Regions from separate parts of the Homo sapiens genome. Here region 1 is linked to region 2. A link is an interaction called in ENCODE POLR2A ChIA-PET data of the cell type or tissue named here. Cell type or tissue: Panc1. All regions are shown on one strand. Links, peaks and the distances in the headings refer to the core of each region. The heading gives the core; the rest is flanking DNA.

The links. Peaks named below come from ENCODE experiments on the same cell type or tissue, not always from the same donor. Only the 100,000 strongest peaks of a DNase experiment are listed, where the experiment ranks them.
Region 1: POLR2A ChIA-PET joins it to region 2 with 18 read pairs; 5 of 35 experiments call an interaction of 5 or more read pairs at or near these places.

The regions. Positions count from the first base shown.
Region 1 is chr4:150,917,550-150,920,472 of GRCh38, reverse strand. The region is part of intron 5 of LRBA (LPS responsive beige-like anchor protein); the gene reads left to right. Among named protein-coding and RNA genes, the nearest start is that of LRBA, 96 kb to the left of the region's middle. In Panc1, for the core only: no CTCF peak of the experiment used is centred there; a DNase peak (open chromatin) is centred at 1,690.
Region 2 is chr4:151,002,718-151,005,640 of GRCh38, reverse strand. All of the region lies in intron 2 of LRBA (LPS responsive beige-like anchor protein), which reads left to right. Among named protein-coding and RNA genes, the nearest start is that of LRBA, 11 kb to the left of the region's middle. RefSeq lists an enhancer at 931-1,545. In Panc1, for the core only: no CTCF peak of the experiment used is centred there; a DNase peak (open chromatin) is centred at 1,210.

The DNA.
Region 1 (2,923 bases), core at 279-2,778, 85 kb after region 2:
GTTTCAAGCGATTCTTCTGCCTCAGCCTCCTGAGTAGCTGCGATTACAAGTGCCCACGACCACGCCTGACTAATTTTTGTATTTTTAGTAGAGACGGGGTTTTGCCATGTTGGCCAGGCTTGTCTCGAATTCCTGACCTCAGGTGATCCACCCACCTCAGCCTCCCGAAGTGCTGGGATTACAGGCATGAGTCACCACGCCCGGCCCAAGACAAACTTTTAAAAAAGATATTTCAGTCTATTCTTTTCCTGAGCTTATCTTTCATTCTTTTTTTTATGTTAGTTCTCATAAAATCTTATATTAGGCCCTGTGTAGCCTGGCAGTATCTGCAGAAAGATAAGAATATGTTTTAATATGACATTTGTGATATTTAAATGTTATATACACAATATACAACTTTCTTTGAAAAGTTTTATTGCCCAATTTTTTCCTTTACAGTTTTTCCTTACAGTCGATTTTAGATTTGTAGCTTTTCAGAATAATTTTACTTTCTTATCATAGCCTATCATTGCCTCTAACATTAAAAAAAGTGTTCTTATGAGATTAACCTTTTTCATGCCTCATGTTATAATTTTATTATTTACAGTTCTGAGATTGCAGTGCATGCATTTATCTTGAAAGTAGGGCAGGTGAGCTGAACAGCTTTTGAAACTTGAAGAGAATAGATGTTTTAAATATGTTTAGTGACTTCCTTTCCTTAAACATAGCTTTTACTGGGAATTTAAAGTAGTCATGAATAAAGTATTTTTGCAAAGCTTTTACATCTTTGCTATCGTTTTTGGTGAGAGAGAACATGTGTACGCACTGAATATATGTTTTTCTCCTAAAATTTTTTTTTGTCAGTCTGTGAGTTGTAATTATTCTTTTCCTTTTTTCTTAATGCAACGTTCATTTTTGCATTAATGCAACGTTTAATGCAACGTTCACTCTTGAAGTCTCAATAGTGTTATTACTGAAGTTTGGCTCTATGATGTCTTTCATGTTTTATGTCTTATCTAATACATATAAAAGAATATATGTATAATATGTATACATAAATGCATATGTAAGTTACAATAAAACAGACACTTGTGCAGTTTGAATTTTTTACAAAACAGCTTTATTGAGATATAATCCACATACCACACAATTAACTCATTTAAAGTATATAGTATAGTAGGTAAATGTGTTCACAGAGTTGTCAACCATCACCACAGTCAATTTTGGGACATTCTCATCACACCCAAAAGAAACCCCATACTGATTAGCAGCCACTCCCCATATTCCCCAGCCCTATTCTGGACCATTCATATTAGTGGAATCATACAACATCTGGTCTTTTGTGACTGGCTTTTTTCACTTATCATAATGTTTTCAAGGTCCATCCATGGTACAGCATGTATCAGTACTTCATTCCTTTTTATGGCTGGTATTATATTGTATGGATATACCATACTTTATTTAATCATTTGTCAACTAGTGAATATTTGGGATTTTCACTTCTTGGGCTAGTATGAATAATGCTGTTATGGACATTAGTGTACAATTTTATGTGTGGACATATGTTTTAATTTGTCCCAATCTCTAGATTAGGTCATATGGTCTTTGTTTAACATTTTGATGAACTTCCAGACTGTTTTCCAAAGTAGCTGTAACATTTTACGATCCCACAGCAATGTATAAGGGTCAAATTTCTCTACATCCTTGCTAAGATGGTTAATGTCTATTTTTGTTTGTTTGTTTTTGAGATGAAGTCTTGCTCTGTCACCCAGGCTGGAATGCAGTGGTGTGATCTTGGCTCCCTGCAACCTCTGCCTCCCGGTTCAAGCGATTCTTGTGTCTCAGCTTCCTGAGTAGCTGGGATTACAGATGTGTACCACCATGCCCAGCTAACTTTTGTATTTTTTAGTAGAGACAGGGTTTCACCATGTTGGCCAGGCTGGTCTTCAACTCCTGACCTGAAGTGATCCACCTGCCTCAGCCTCCCAAAGTGCTGGGATTATAGGCGTGAGCCACCGTGCCCGGCCAGTATCTGTCTTTGTGATTGTATTAGTAGCTATCCTAGTTGGTATGAAGTGATATCTCATTGTAGTTTTGATTTGCATTTCCTTTATGACTAATGATATTGAGCATCTTTTTATATTTTTATTGGCTATTTGTATATCTTCTTTGGAGATATGTATATTTAGATCTTTTGCCCATTTTAAAATTTTACTTGTCCTTTTATTATTGAGTTATAAGAGTACTTTATATATTTTGGTTACAAGTCCTTTATCAGGTATTCAGTTTGCAGATGTTTACTTCCATTCTTGTGGCTTGTCTTTTCACTTTTTTGATGGTGTTCCTTAAAGCACAGGTTTTAATTTTAATAAAGTCCAATGTATATATTTTTTTCTTTTGTCACTTGTCCTTTTGGTGACATAATAAGAAGGATTTGCCTAACCAAAGGACACCAGGGCCTTATGCTAATACCACAGTCTTCATCACTGTTGCTTTATATTAATGGTAGGTTTTGAAATGGTAGTATGAGTCTTCTAACTTTGTTCTTCTTCATTTTTTTTTTTGAGACAGATTTTTGTTCTTGTCACCCTGGCTGGAGTGCAATGGCATGATCTCGGCTCACTGCAACCTCTGCCTCCTGGGTTCAAGCAATTCTCCTGCCTCACCCTCCTGAGTAGCTGGGATTACAGGCACCCACCACCACGCATGGCTAATTTTTGTATTTTTTTAGTAGAGGCAGGGTTTCACCATGTTGGCCAGGCTGGTCTCGAACTCCTGACCGCAGATGATCTGCCTGCCTTGGCCTCCCAAAGTGCTGGGATTACAGGTGTGAGCCACCGTATCTGGCCTGTTCTTTTTAAAAGATTGTTTTGGCTATACAAGATCCTTTTATTATGTAGTATGATCTTTTAAATAAAAATCTAAACCAAGCGGTAAAGCCATT
Region 2 (2,923 bases), core at 199-2,698:
AGAATGAGATTACGTCTCCAAAAAAAAAAAAAAAAAAAGCCTGGGTAACAGAGCAAGACTCTGTCTCCAAAAAAAAAAAGAACAGTGTCATTATTTTCAAAAGTCTCTTATAATCTACTCTGTATAGTTTTCTAGTATTCATTCATTAGCTCTCATCTAATGTGGTATATACAGGGTTTTTTTTTTTTTTTTTTTTTTTTTTTGAGTTGGAGTCTTGTACTGTTGTCTGGGCTGAAGTGCAATAGTGCGATCTTGGCTCACTGCAACCTCCGCCTCCCGGGTTCAAGGGATTCTCCTGTCTCAGCCTCACTGGGATTACAGGCGCCTGCCACCACCCCTGGCTAATTTTTTGTATTTGTAGTAGAGACAGGCTTTCACTATGTTGGCCAGGCTGGTCTTGAACTCTTGACCTCATGATCCGCCCACCTTGACCTCCCAAAGTGCTGGATTACAGGCGTGAGCCACCGTGCCCGGCCATTACAGGGTGTTTTATAATCTTGGATTCTGAACTAAATTTTTGTGGGATTTTATTTGTGGGAATCCTGTGTAGATTAGTTTGTGTAAGTTTAACATCTTTCTTGACTATTTCTTGACTATTTCCCTCTCCTCCACTTCTTATCTTTTTTCCCTACCTTCTTTCTTTCTTTTTTGAGTCGAAGTCTCGCTCTGTCGCCCAGGCTGGAGTGCAATGGCATGCTCTTGGCTCATTGCAACCAACCCCTGTCTCCCAGGTTCAAGTGATTCTCCTGTTTCAGCCTCCCGAGTAGCTGGGATTACAAGGCTCATGCCGCCATGCCTGGCTAATTTTTTGTACTTGAGTAGAGATGGGGTTTCACTGTGTTGCCCAGGCTGGTCTTGAACTCCTGAGCTCAGGCAATCCACCTGCCTCGGCCTCCCAAAGTGCTAGGATTACAGGCGTGAGCCACCGCGCCCAGCCGTTACCTTATTTCTTAACAGATTTATCTTCTAATATATTATGTAACTTAATATATTTTGCTTTTTGTCAGTTTCTGTCCATTACAAGAGTACCCTGCCTTAGTCACATGTTAGCTTTTCCCAGTTTCTATTACCTTCCGTTAACCATGGTCTGAGAATATTAAATGTAAAATTTCAGAAATAAACCATTAGTAAGTTTTAATTTGCATGTTGTTCTGAGTAGTGTGATGAAATCACTCTCTGTCCCACCAGGATGTGAATCATCCCTTTGTCCAGCATCATGCTGTATGTATATGCTACCTGCCTGTTAGTCAGTTGCCGTCTCCGTTATCAGATTGATTGCGGCAGTATTGCAGTGATTATATTCAAGTGACCCATATTTGTACCTAATAGTGGCCCCAAAGTATAATAGTAGGCTGAAGCTGGTGGATCATGAGTTCAGGAGTTCAAGAACAGCGTGGCCAAGATGGTGAAACCCCCTCTCTACTAAAAATACAAAAATTAGCCGGGCATGGTGGCAGGCACCTGTATTCTCAGCTACTTGGGAGGCCGGGCAGAGAATTGCTTGAACCCAGTTGGGCAGCATGGCGAAACCCTGTATCAACAAACCATACAAAAATTGGCCTGGCATCGTGGTGTATGCCTGTAATCCCAGCTACTGGAGAGGCTGAGGCAGGAGATTTGTGGAACCCAGGAGGTGGAGGTTGCATTGAGCTGAGATTGTGTCACTGTACCCCACACTCCAGTCTGGGTGGCAGCATGAGACTGTCACACACACACACACACACACACACACACACACACACACACACACACACAGCAGTTGGCTATAGATACACATATTCATTTCTGGATTGTCTGTCTATTCTGTTCCATTCGTCTATGTGTTGGTTTTTTCTTTTCTTTTTGTTTTGAGACAGGGTCTTGCTCTGTTGCCCAGGCTAGAGTGCAGCGGCATGATTACAGCTCACTGTAACCCCAGCCTCCCGGGCTCAAGCAATCCTCCCACCTCAGCCTCCTGAGTAGCTGGGACTATGGTACATGCCATCACAGCTGGCTAATTTTAAAATTTTGTTTGCAGAGAAGGGGCGGGGGCTGGGGGGATTGTCTCACTATGTTGCCCAGTCTGGTTATGCGCTCTGTTTTTAGGCCAGTACCATGCTGTTTTCTTTTATGATAGACGTGATATACATCTTGTCAAGTAGTGTGACACCTCCAGCTTTGTTCTTTAGGCTCAGGATTCCTTTGACTATTGGCTTTTTTTTGGTTCCATATGAGTTTTAGGATTTTGTTTTTTTTTTTTTTTTTGAAACCGAATCTCATGCTTTCACCCAGGCTGGAGTGAAGTGGCTTGATTTTGGCTCACTGTAACCTTCGCCTCCCAGGTTCAAGCGATCCTTCTGCCTCAGCCTCCCAAGTAGCTGGTATTACAGGTGTGCGCCACCATGCCTGACTAATTTTTTTGTGTTTTTAGTGGAAATGGGGTTTCACCATGTTGGCTAGGCTGATCTGAACTCCTTAACTAAAGTGATCTGTCCATCTTGGCCTCCCAAAGTGCTGGGATTACAGGTGTGAGCCACTGTGCCTGACCAGGATTGTTTTTTTCTATTTCTGTGAAAAATGATGTTGGTACACACACACACACACACACACACACACGCAAACACATACACACACACATATTTTTTTTTGAGACAAGGTCTTGCTCTATTGCCCAGGCTGGAGTGCAGTAGTGCGATCTCGGTTCACTGCAACCTCCACCTCCTGGGCTCAAACTATCCTCTCATCTCAGCCTCCTGAGTAGCTGGGACCACAGGCAGGTGCCACTACACCCAGCTAATTTTTTGGGGGTAGTTGCCATGTTGCCCAGCCACCATGTTGCCCAGGCTGGCTTCGAACTCTTGGACTCAAGTAATCCTCCCACCTCAGCCTCCCAAAGTGCTGGGATTATAGACTTGAGCCACTGCATCTGGCCATTTAATTCTTC